Regions from separate parts of the Homo sapiens genome. Here region 1 is linked to region 2. A link is a loop called in an ENCODE intact Hi-C map of the cell type or tissue named here. Cell type or tissue: heart right ventricle. All regions are shown on one strand. Each heading gives the region's core, and the rest is flanking DNA. Links, peaks and the distances in the headings are about the cores only.

The links. Hi-C counts contacts between places; a loop is a spot of excess contacts. Peaks named below come from ENCODE experiments on the same cell type or tissue, not always from the same donor. Only the 100,000 strongest peaks of a DNase experiment are listed, where the experiment ranks them.
Region 1: it touches region 2 in a loop (2.1-fold over the local background); 16 of 110 quality-filtered maps call a loop at or near these places.

The regions. Positions count from the first base shown.
Region 1 is chr3:170,496,543-170,501,917 of GRCh38, reverse strand. It overlaps SLC7A14 (solute carrier family 7 member 14), which reads left to right. Exons shown (of 8, transcript NM_020949.3): 3 at 573-809; 4 at 3,034-3,251. The region is part of intron 2 of SLC7A14-AS1 (SLC7A14 antisense RNA 1); the gene reads right to left. It also overlaps the pseudogene KRT8P13. Among named protein-coding and RNA genes, the nearest start is that of SLC7A14-AS1, 32 kb to the right of the region's middle. In heart right ventricle, for the core only: a CTCF peak has its summit at 2,152; no DNase peak of the experiment used is centred there.
Region 2 is chr3:170,418,737-170,424,111 of GRCh38, reverse strand. It overlaps CLDN11 (claudin 11), which reads right to left and starts at 5,244. Exons shown (of 3, transcript NM_005602.6): 1 at 4,820-5,244; 2 at 785-949. The coding sequence starts at 5,045. MIR6828 (microRNA 6828) reads right to left here and starts at 1,009; the gene lies at 950-1,009. RefSeq lists an enhancer at 4,544-5,375. In heart right ventricle, for the core only: a CTCF peak has its summit at 5,135 (motif pointing right); DNase peaks (open chromatin) are centred at 2,808 and 3,402; H3K4me3 peaks cover 2,977 bases; H3K27ac peaks cover 2,829 bases; H3K27me3 peaks cover 1,269 bases.

The DNA.
Region 1 (5,375 bases), core at 223-5,222, 78 kb before region 2:
GGTAGGACTCTAAAAGTGTTTGTTAAATTACTTTTTGTGCATGTGCTAGATTTCCTTGTTAATAATTAGTAATTTATTTATATTTGCATCTTTTATCTACCCCCTAGATATAGTACAGCATTTTCACAGATTGCTCAAAGTATCACTCTCAAATGAGGAGCACCTTCTATAATATGTAAAAACTGAAAGAGAAGAAGTTTGTGCATAATATAACCCTGGTGCCATCTAGGGTGGGGGTCGTGATGAATTGGGCCCATGTTCACACAGGATATCTGACACCTAAGGAGCATGATAGAGACACACACAAGTGGAATTTTTTCTAAATAAAGATCAGTTTCCAACAGTTTAGTAGAATTAGTTCTGATTGCCTTGCTAGTCATTCAAGTTTGCATTTTTCAGAAGTGAGGTTGGAAGAGGTAAGAGTTGGCTCTGAATCGATTCATATACATAAAACTTTGTGTATTTGTTCTGAGATCCTAGAAAGTCTCAGTATGTTCCACCCAAGATTGTTGGCCACAGGATGTCAGCTCATCTCCTGAAGTCCACCATCTGTGTATGTCTGTCCCTTGCAGGCGTCTGCTATGCAGAGTTTGGAGTTCGAGTCCCCAAGACCACAGGATCTGCCTACACCTACAGCTATGTCACTGTTGGGGAATTTGTGGCATTTTTCATTGGCTGGAACCTGATCCTGGAGTACCTGATTGGCACTGCGGCCGGAGCCAGTGCTCTGAGCAGCATGTTTGACTCACTAGCCAACCACACCATCAGCCGCTGGATGGCGGACAGCGTGGGAACCCTCAATGGCCTGGGTGAGACTGCCACATCCTCCTACCCTCAACATGCAAACTTACCAAGCCACATAAATGAGTTCTCCTTTCAGAAAGCAATTTGGCAAAATGTATCAAAAGCCTTAAATATATCTCTCTTTTTCTTTTGCAAAGTAATTCTTTCTCTATGAATCTATCCATCCTTAAAAAATAATTCTAATGTCCATGGAAGCATTATACAAAAAGATGCTCACCACAGCCTTATTTACAATAACAAAAAGTTAGAGACAGCCTAAATATTCTACAGTGGGGCAAGTGACTAAGTAAATTGCAGACAAATACTATGTAGCTAGCAATTAAAAGGATGATTAGGGAAACTTGTAATAACATGGATTATGTTTTAATGTAATGTCATACGTCAAAGGCTACAAACCATACAGGCACATGTCAATAACTATATAAAAATAAAACCAATGCAGGAAAAAAAGAACTGTCAGCAATTTCTCCAGTGGTTTCATCAGATTTTTTTTCCAAATTTCAATGAAAAAAAATTTAATGAATAAAATGGGTTCCAGCCTAGAAGAGGTCAGGGAGGGGTAATATAACAGTGAATGCTAAACCATCAGAAGCTCGTGTAACAAATACCATGAGACCTCAGGCTCCATCCATCATTTGCCATCCACTCCTTTTTTTTTTTTTTTTTTTTTTTTTTGAGACAGAGTCTTGCTCTGTTGCCCAGGCTAGAGTGCAATGGCATGATCTGGGCTCACTGCAACCTCCACCTCCCTGGTTCAAGCAATTCTCCTGCCTCAGCCTCCTGAGTAGCTGGGATTACTACTCAGCTACCACACTCAGCTAATTTTTGTATTTTCAGTAGAGATGGGGTTTCACAATGTTGGCCAGGCTGGTCTCAAACTCCTGACCTTGTGATCCACCCACCTTGGCCTCCCAAAGTGCTGGAATTACAAGCATGAGCCACTGTGCCCGGCCACTCTCCATCTTGATGCCTGATAAACTCACATTCTAGAAAAGCTAAACAATAGTTGAGGAAGCTCTGGAATCTTGCCTCAGAACTTCCAAGGAATGATTCTGTGGCTGTGTCAAGTCATCTAACTTCGATATTCCTATATCAAAAGAACTGACAAAAATGCTGAGCACCCAAGTACCATGACAAGATAAAAATATAAAGAACAAACCTGTTCTGTGTACTGATTGCATAGAATTTTAGGTCTAAAAGAGTCCTCCAAAATCAGGCCATTCATGTCCTTCACTTTACAAATGAGGTCCAGAAAGATGAGGCAACTTGCCCAAGGCCACACATCTGGCTATGGGCAAAAGTACAGCTGAAATTCAAGATCCCTGCAGCTGAGGCAGTGCCTTTTCCACTCTATAGAGGGCAGGAGTCCACTGGCCGTTGGGCAAAACCAAGCAGGCAGGGCGTGTTCACTGGTTATTTTTTTCTCTACAACCACATATACACAAAAGGACAGAAAACCCCTCTTACCATCATTTTCAAAGACACACATTCTTAAAATTGTTGATAAAGAAAAGGTTTGGGAATGGGATGGAAATTTTACAGACTGTAAAATTAAAAATAATGAAGCTAAAAACAATTTTCAAACATGTTAGACCTAAATATACATCCCAAATATCCCAGGATGGTTCCCACTTCAAATGTTCTGTGCCATGGTTTCATAGGCGCTGTTGTAATTGTCACACCACATAGCCCAATTTTTGGTCCAGGATACCAGATCATCTTACCTATCTACCAAATCCTGCTCATTTGCAAATAGATACTGGTATCTGCTTGTGGACTATAGCATAGGCATGTGTAGGTGCACACACACACACACAGAGTTCCTTTTAAAGACTTACTGCCCTTCTTTTTTTTTTTTTTTTTTTTTTTTTTTTTTTGAGACAGAGTCTCACTCTGTCCCCCAGGCTGGAGTGCAGTGGCGTGATCTCGGCTCACTGCAAGCTCCACCTCCCAGGTTCACGCCATTCTCCTGCCTCAGCCTTGTGAGTAGCTGGGACTACAGGCGCCCGCCACCACACCCGGCTAATTTTTTTGTATTTTTAGTAGAGACAGGGTTTCACCGTATTAGCCAGGATGGTCTCAATCTCCTGACCTCGTGATCTGCCTGCCTCGGCCTCCCAGTTTACTGCCCTTCTTAAAGCTGAGTACGGATGCAGTGGGGTAGGACCAGGAGTTTGCATGGCCCTTTCTTCCCTCCAGACAATGTCAAATCATGTCTTTCCTCTCTAGGGAAAGGTGAAGAATCATACCCAGACCTTCTGGCTCTGTTGATCGCGGTCATCGTGACCATCATTGTTGCTCTGGGGGTGAAGAATTCCATAGGCTTCAACAATGTTCTCAATGTGCTGAACCTGGCAGTATGGGTGTTCATCATGATCGCAGGCCTCTTCTTCATCAATGGGAAATACTGGGCGGAGGGCCAGTTCTTGCCCCACGGCTGGTCAGGGGTAAGTTTGTTCCAAACACCTGGTGTGCCTGTCACACACTCTGCCTTCTACCCTGTGACCAACCTAAGACATATTTTCAAGAAAATGCTGTTCTGTTCCATAATTACCACAGCACCCTCTTTATCACCTTTTGATCTTAATTTAGTTGGAATATCCTGAAGAAGTGGTTCTTGTGTGTTGTTTTTTTTTCCACAGGCATTTGTTAAGATCTTATTTTATACAAATAATAATAATAGATTCAATGTTTTGGCAACCTGCAATTGCCTAAAATTGTGCTAAGTGTCTTTGCACGTACTATCTCATTTAATCATCCTGATAATCTTGTGAGGAAGATATTTACATTCTGCTCTTAAAGATGAAAAAAACTCCCATTCAGAGAGTTCAAATGGCTTACTGTTAAACACACAATGTAAGTGGCAGAACCCAGTCAGCCACGACTGCCTGGCTCCAAAGTCTGTGCAAGAACAGCTCAGTTCTATAGAATTATGTCTACAATCTACTAAGAGAGATCAAGAAGAACATAAATACACAAGGCAATAAAGGAGGCCAGGGAAAGGGGACAGTAGGGAAGGGATGAGTTTTGCCTGGGTATGACACTAGGAAAATAACAGTTTTTAATTCCAATGTCAGCATTTGACTCTAGGAGGAGAGTCCTACTGAGGTCAGAGGACAGCTGAGCTGGCCTAATGGAGGGCTGTGCTATAAATCCCATTCCAAAGGCATAGTTCATAACAGGCAGGTTTACCTGGTGTGGTCTAGGGGTTAGCAAGAGCATGGGCTGGACCAAAAGGATGTTTTCAGATCTCATTCCATGATCTGGCTAGTGCGGTTTATGCTAGAGAAAAATAGGAAGGTCAGAGAGGCAAATTCTTTATACTGACAAGTGGCTGTGAGTTGCACCTGGTTTCTTTCTCTAGGATGACTAAAAATACTTATGTTGTGGATTTATTGGTGAAATTCACTAGCCCACCTCTTTTTCATGGTAGAACATAAATCAGAGAATTTTGAGCTGTCAGGGACCTTAGAGGTTACCTGGTCCTATCCGTTCATTTAACAGATGAACAACCTAAGGTCGAGAGAGGCAAGTCTGCCTAGAACTGATGACAGAAAGCAAGTCCAGGATTCCACCCACTTTGCTTTTGCAGCTTTTGCTTAGGCTGGTTTTTCTCCAACATGTCCAGGGATCAGAAATGTTTCTTGGAGAACACTCAAAATCACTTGTTTATTCCGAACCACGCCATGCCGTTCAATGCAGAGAAATAAGCAAGGAAGCAATTTAAGCCAAGATTCCTAGTCTTCTCCTTATCTATAAGAATTCCACAGAACTACAAAGTTCATCCCTCCTCTTTGAAATGAATAAATACTGAAACTGCTTAAACCCAAAAGAAGAGACAAAGAAACACTGTTGGCCCCATTCTGGATCCCCAGATCTATATTATCTTATGATACAAACTGTTCCTTTCCTATCATATAAGAGAAACAACAAATTACAAGACTGAAAAGAAGGAATGTTTTCCTGGAACTCAGTTGCATTTTCTTTTTTCTTTCTTTCTTTCTTTTTTTTTTTTTTTTTTTTTTTGGACAAAATAAAGCAATTAAATTGTTTTGTAGCTGGAGGCAAGGGGGGTCCCCAAGCAGTAAACTCCCCCGCGCGTGGGCTGAGAGCTAGGGCTGAGCTTCAGGTGGGTCTCCTGTTCCCTGTGCTCCCCTGCACAGCAGCCTCCCTCCCGGGCTCTGGGGGAGCCACAGTAGAGGCAGGCTGGGAGGGACTGCCGCAGCTCTTCACTTGGGCAGGACGTCAGAGGACTCGGATACCAGCTTCCCATCGCGGGTCTCAATCTTCTGCACAACCATGGCCCTGGCGGAGCCGGTGCGGCTGAATGAGCTGGAGCCCGCGACAGAGCCAAAGCTGGAGCTTAGGCCATAGCTGAGGCCAGGGCTTGTGAGGCCCCCATAGGCGGAACTCAGACCACCTGCATAGCCGCTGGTGGTCTTCCTATGGATACTCGTGTTCTGCATCCCAGACTCCAGCCGGGCTCTCCTCGCCCTCCAGCAGCTTCCTGTAGGTGGCGATCTCCATGTCCAGGGCCAGTTTGACGTTCATCAGCTCCTGGTACTCACGCA
Region 2 (5,375 bases), core at 280-5,279:
ACCCTCAACTCCTGACTTTTCTCTTGCCCTCTTCTTTACTTTTTTCTTTCTTTCTTTTTTCTTTTTCTTTTTCTTTTTTTTTTTTTTTGGAGTTGCACTCTGTCACCCAGGATGGAACGCAGTAGCGTGATCTCAGCTCACCGCAACCTCTGCCTCCTGGGTTCAAATCATTCTCCTGCCTTAGCAACCCCCGCCCCGAGTAGCTGGGATTACAGGCATGCACCACCATACCTGGCTAATTTTTGTATTTTTAGTAGAGATGGGGTTTCACCATGTTGGCCAGGCTGGTCTTGAACTTCCAACCTCAGGTGATCCGCCCACCTCGGCCTCCTTCTTTATTAACTGAGCTGCTCAGTCTTGCCTGCACATAAGCATCACCTGGGAAGCTTTCAAAAAATATCTTTGCCTGGCCTGATGCCCAGAAAATTCTGATTCAATTGATCTGCTGTGGGACCTGGGCATAGGTGTTCAAAAAGGATTCCACTGTGAAGACTGAGAAGGCTTCCATCTTTCAGGTCTTTCCCTTAGGTATTTCCTACCTTCAAAATCCTCTTTCTCTTTTTAAACTTATCTTCATGGTCAGTGACTCCCAGAGACATTACTTAGCCCTCTGTGTAAACTGCCCATAAAATACAAAGGGATACAGATTGTGGGAGTCCATCCCCCACTGGCTTCACTTGGCTTCCTTTCACATTTCTCTTGAACTTGAGAAGGCAGCAACCACAAGATCTGAGATTCATCAGGCTCCCTCATAGGTAGGGTACCACTGAGAAAGCTGTCTTACCCAGCAGAATGAGCAAAACACCAGCCAGCTGGGCCCGCCTGTACTTAGCCACACCGGGCTCCTGGCCCATCCGGATGCAGGGAAGAACAGTCAGCAGCAGTAAAATGGCCGGCAGACCCAGGACCGAGGCAGCAATCATCAGGGCGCGGCAGGCCTGCACGTAGCCTGGGAACAAGAGAGCAGATGGGAAAGGTTAGACCACAGGGTTCTCTTGCTTCCTGAGCCCTGCCTTAGGGGAATTCAGCACCATCTCCCTTCCTCCTTCTTGGTGGATTCCAGGACTTAGAAGGTGCTAATGTTGTCCAAGGTCACTAAGCACTTTTTAACTTTTAAAACAACTCAGCAAGAAAAAAGGGGGCTGGAGAAACTAAATGGGGACCCCTGGTTTAGGCCACTTGGCCAAGCTTCCAGGATGGAGGGGCCAAGAGTCCATTTACATTATTACATCCCCCTGAGAAAGTTCAGATGAAAACTGAAATCTCCCAAGAATCATTCTGTGAGGGCCTCTATTGGTTCCAGTCTGCTATTGATAGCTCTACCTGTGTGACCTTGGGCAAGTTACTTAACCATGATGTCTTATTTTCCACATCTATAAAGTAACAACAGGCCAGGCATGGTGGCTCACACCTCTAATCCCAGCACTTTGGGAGGCCAAGGCAGGTGGATCTTCTGAGGTCAGGAGTTCAAGATCAGCCTGGCCAACAGGGCGAAACCCCATCTCTACTAAAAATACAAAAATTAGCCTGGTGTGGTGGTGTGAGCCTGTAGTCCCAGCTACTTGGGGAGGCTGAGGCAGCAGAATCGCTTGAACCTGAGAGGGGGAGGTTGCAGTGAGCTGAGATCGAGCCACTGCACTCCAGCCCAGGTGACAGAGCGAGACTCTTTCTCAAAATAAATAAATAAATAAACAAACAAAGTATTGATAATAATATAATAGTACCTACATCTCTGTAATAGAATTCTACTGAAGATTACATTAGTTAATTTATTTAGTGCTTAAAACAGTGCCTATACCAAATCCTCAAAAAAGGTTAGTTGTTATCATTGGTGTTCTTTGTCTGTCTCAGTGCAGCGCTTTCATCTTCAGGTGTCCTAGGTGATTTTCTCCTAACCATGTGCTTTCATTCACATTGGCTGTGGCCCTAACCCAGACTAAACTAAGACTCAGGCTTCCTCTCTTTGCTGTCTCCCCAGAGGCTGCTGTCCTCATGGATCCTGCCCCTAAATTGTTGGACCCCATCTCCTGCCTCACCCACAGTGCCCTGGGCATCCTTCCCCAACTGTCCATCATTGCTTAAAAGGCATCTCTCCAGCCCTCAGGGTTCCTGGAGGGCAGACACCTGCCTTGGTATTCACGGAGTTAACACAGTGCCCACAACAGATCATGGAAACAATTGCGAATCAAGGAATAAGAGAACTGAAAAATAGAAGAGTAGAGCAAAACTACATGAACTTTATCCTGTCAAGTAAAATGCCAAGTAAAAACTGTATTAAGAAACAGATTACAATATGTGTCACATTTATTTAGAATAAATCTGACAAGATACTGGGAGAATTTCACAGACAAATTTGTTTCACTTTCAAATGTAATGTTTCTCATTAAAACTCTCCCTCCTCTTAAAAAAGGTGGGGGGGGTCACATTTATTACCCTCCCTTTTTTGCTCAGAAGGAACTAGTACTAGTGGCCTGGGTGAGGCAGAGTTCATAGCAAAGCCAGGAATCTAGCCGACATCTGCCTCACACACCACGACCCTCACGTGCAAAAAGGCCTAACTTCAACGCTGTCTCTTAGCAAGGAACGTTTTGCCAGAATTCGGACTTCACAAGGGCCCTCTTCCAGCACTGCCCATCTCAGCTCCTTCAGAATTAAAGATAATCAGTCAAGTGTCTACTGACTTGAAGATCTCCAGAAAGGAGCTCCAGGAAGTCTGAGGCCCATCCCCTGACCCAGCCGTCCGCCTCTGCGGCTTGTAGAGAGCCAGTACTCACACAAAGCAGGCAGTCAACTGGCAATGCAGGTTCTGAAATCCATGGCACTGGCTGTCCACATGCTACAGTGCCAAGGCCATGTCCGGACACCAAAAGATAGGGACAGAGGACTGTTCCTGCCTCCACCCAAAGTATGAGGGAGGGGGAAGGCAGGAAGGACTAGCGCCGCCCCCCACCCCCCCCCCACCCCCAGAGTATGCACTCCCCTCTGGAGGACAGCCTTTGTTCTCTGAAAACAAACCACTTGGCACTGAATGCTCAGTAAAGTTAATTTCAGGAGAAGAAAACAAAGTTAATTTTATGCTTCAAAGATCCCTACAAATACCATGCCCAGCTTTTAATAAAATACTATAGGTACCATTCATGAAGCATCTACTATCTCAAAGGAGATTACATTTCTTATCTCATTTAATCCTCAAATAATCGTGAAAGATGGGTGGTTGATCTGATTTTAACTTTTAAAAGAAGACAACCGTGGTTCACTGAGGCTAGCAATTTGTCCCCCCTCACCCAGATTGTGAGTCCTGGATGCCGGAGGCTGGCCCGGGTCTGCCAACACCAGCATTAGCCAAAGCTGAGTCTAGATCTGCGTTCGTTGACCTCTGGCCTTCTGAAAGTTCAAAATGAAGGAAAGGATAGCGTAAGGCAAACCAGGCAAGCACTGCCCGCAGCTATTGTGTGCCAGAGGCCATGCCAGGTCCAGAAGAGGAAGCAAAGAGAATAACAGGACGCCATCTCTATCTTCAAGGAATTTAAAACGTAGTGGGAGAACTTCACTCACGAACAATCAACAAAAAACAAGATAAAATGTGCCTTTGTGAGGATAAGAGCCAAGTACTAGGCAGCAAGGAGAAAGGAGGGATTCAGATTCCGACTGCGAGGACCGGAAATAGGGCGTGCTTGGAGGAGGCTTAAGGGGCGAGCACAGTCTTATCTGACTGGCGGCTTCAGGGACAGGTTTCTCCCCATCTTGAGGAAACCGGGAAAATCCTTTAAGTGAGCACAATCCACGAAGGCTGGGGGACAGAAGCCCACCTTGTAGGGACATGCCTTGGGGGTAGAGCAGAGATTCCAGCAGAAAACCAAGGGGGTGCCCGCGACCTCGCCATTGCCCAACCCATTGGTTTAAATCTGAATTGAGGCTGTCGCCCAAAATGTTTCCACAGGACACATGTGAAAATGTGGCCCCTGGCCGGCGCTAGGCTGTCAATTTTTACCTCCCCTTCCCAATCTGAGACACGCTGGAGGGGTGGCGGCGAGCGACCCTCGGCGGCGCGCTCCGTATCTCCCCAGTGGAGTCCGCCCTCCGAGGAGCGCCCGCTCGTCCCTATCCAACCCAGCGGCGCGGAGCGGGAGCCGGCGTCACCGCAGCCCCGCAGTCTGACGCGCCCACAGCAGGGGCGGGGGTAGCGGGGGCAGCGGAGATGGCCCTGGGCACGTGCGGGAATCAACGTGACATTTCCCAAACCAGGCAGCCCAGAGAGCCCTGGACGTGAATTGCTCAGCGGCTGCGCGGACGGAGCTAGGAGGGCTCTAACCTGGCCGGGGGCGCTTCGCCCATCCCATGAGGACCGAGAAACTCAGCCTGAGCCGGTTCGATTCTCCTGTCAGCTTGTGTTACACGCTCCTTCTCACCTCTGCGGGCGGAACCTAACGCGAAGGCTCGGCGCCCCGGGGGAGGCCGGGCGGGAGCGGGAAGCACTTCGGGAAGCGGACGGTGGAAGGATGCGGGCTGGGACCGCAGTAATTAACACGGACTCAGTTCCTATTAGGTGTTCCGGTTTGTTCATTCTCAAAGGGACCCGGCCAGTGTTACCACCGGCCACATTGCCACTATTATCTCAAATTCCAGATAAGAATACTGCGGCCTAGAGAAGTTAAGTTCGGGGCTGCCTAATTCTTTTACAACAAGGTGGGACTAGGGATGTCAAAAACGTACCCAAAGGTCTTCAAGCCCCCAAAATGTCTCTGTGACGCCGTCTAATATCCCGCTCTCTACCCAGAGGATAAGGATTTGGGAGCCGCCGCCAAGCTCGGGTCCTTACCCGGCAGGATGAGGATGTCCACCAGGGGCTTGCAGTGGTACAGCCCCGTGGCCATGACGCAGTCGGCCCACAGCCCCTTGGAGCCCAGCTCATCCAGCTTGCGGCAGGTGGGGATGGTGTAGCCGCAGGTCACCACCCAGTCATTGGTGGAGGTGGTCACGATGACCCCGATCCAGCCCACGAAGCTCGTGACGAAGCCCACCACCTGCAGGCACGTGGCCACCATGGTGGCCGCCAGGATGTCCCCGTGCCTCGCCCCTCACGGCTGTGCCTGGGCCTGGGCTGGACAGTGCCTGCCCAGGTACGTCTCCCACGCTCGCGAGCCGCTGGAGGGCGACGGCCCGAGGCGGGACACTGGAGGTGGAGGTGGGCGCCGGAGGCTGCGAGCTCAGCGGCGAAGGGCGCACGGCGGGGACAGCAGCGCTGCTGGGCAGCGCGCCCCCGCCCCCTCTTTAAGCCCCGCGGCTCCGGCCGGCGAGCACCAATCGGCGGCAGCCCCGGGGCGCGCCGGCCAATCGCGGGGCGGGGCCGGGAGGGAAGCGTGAAGGGGAGCAGA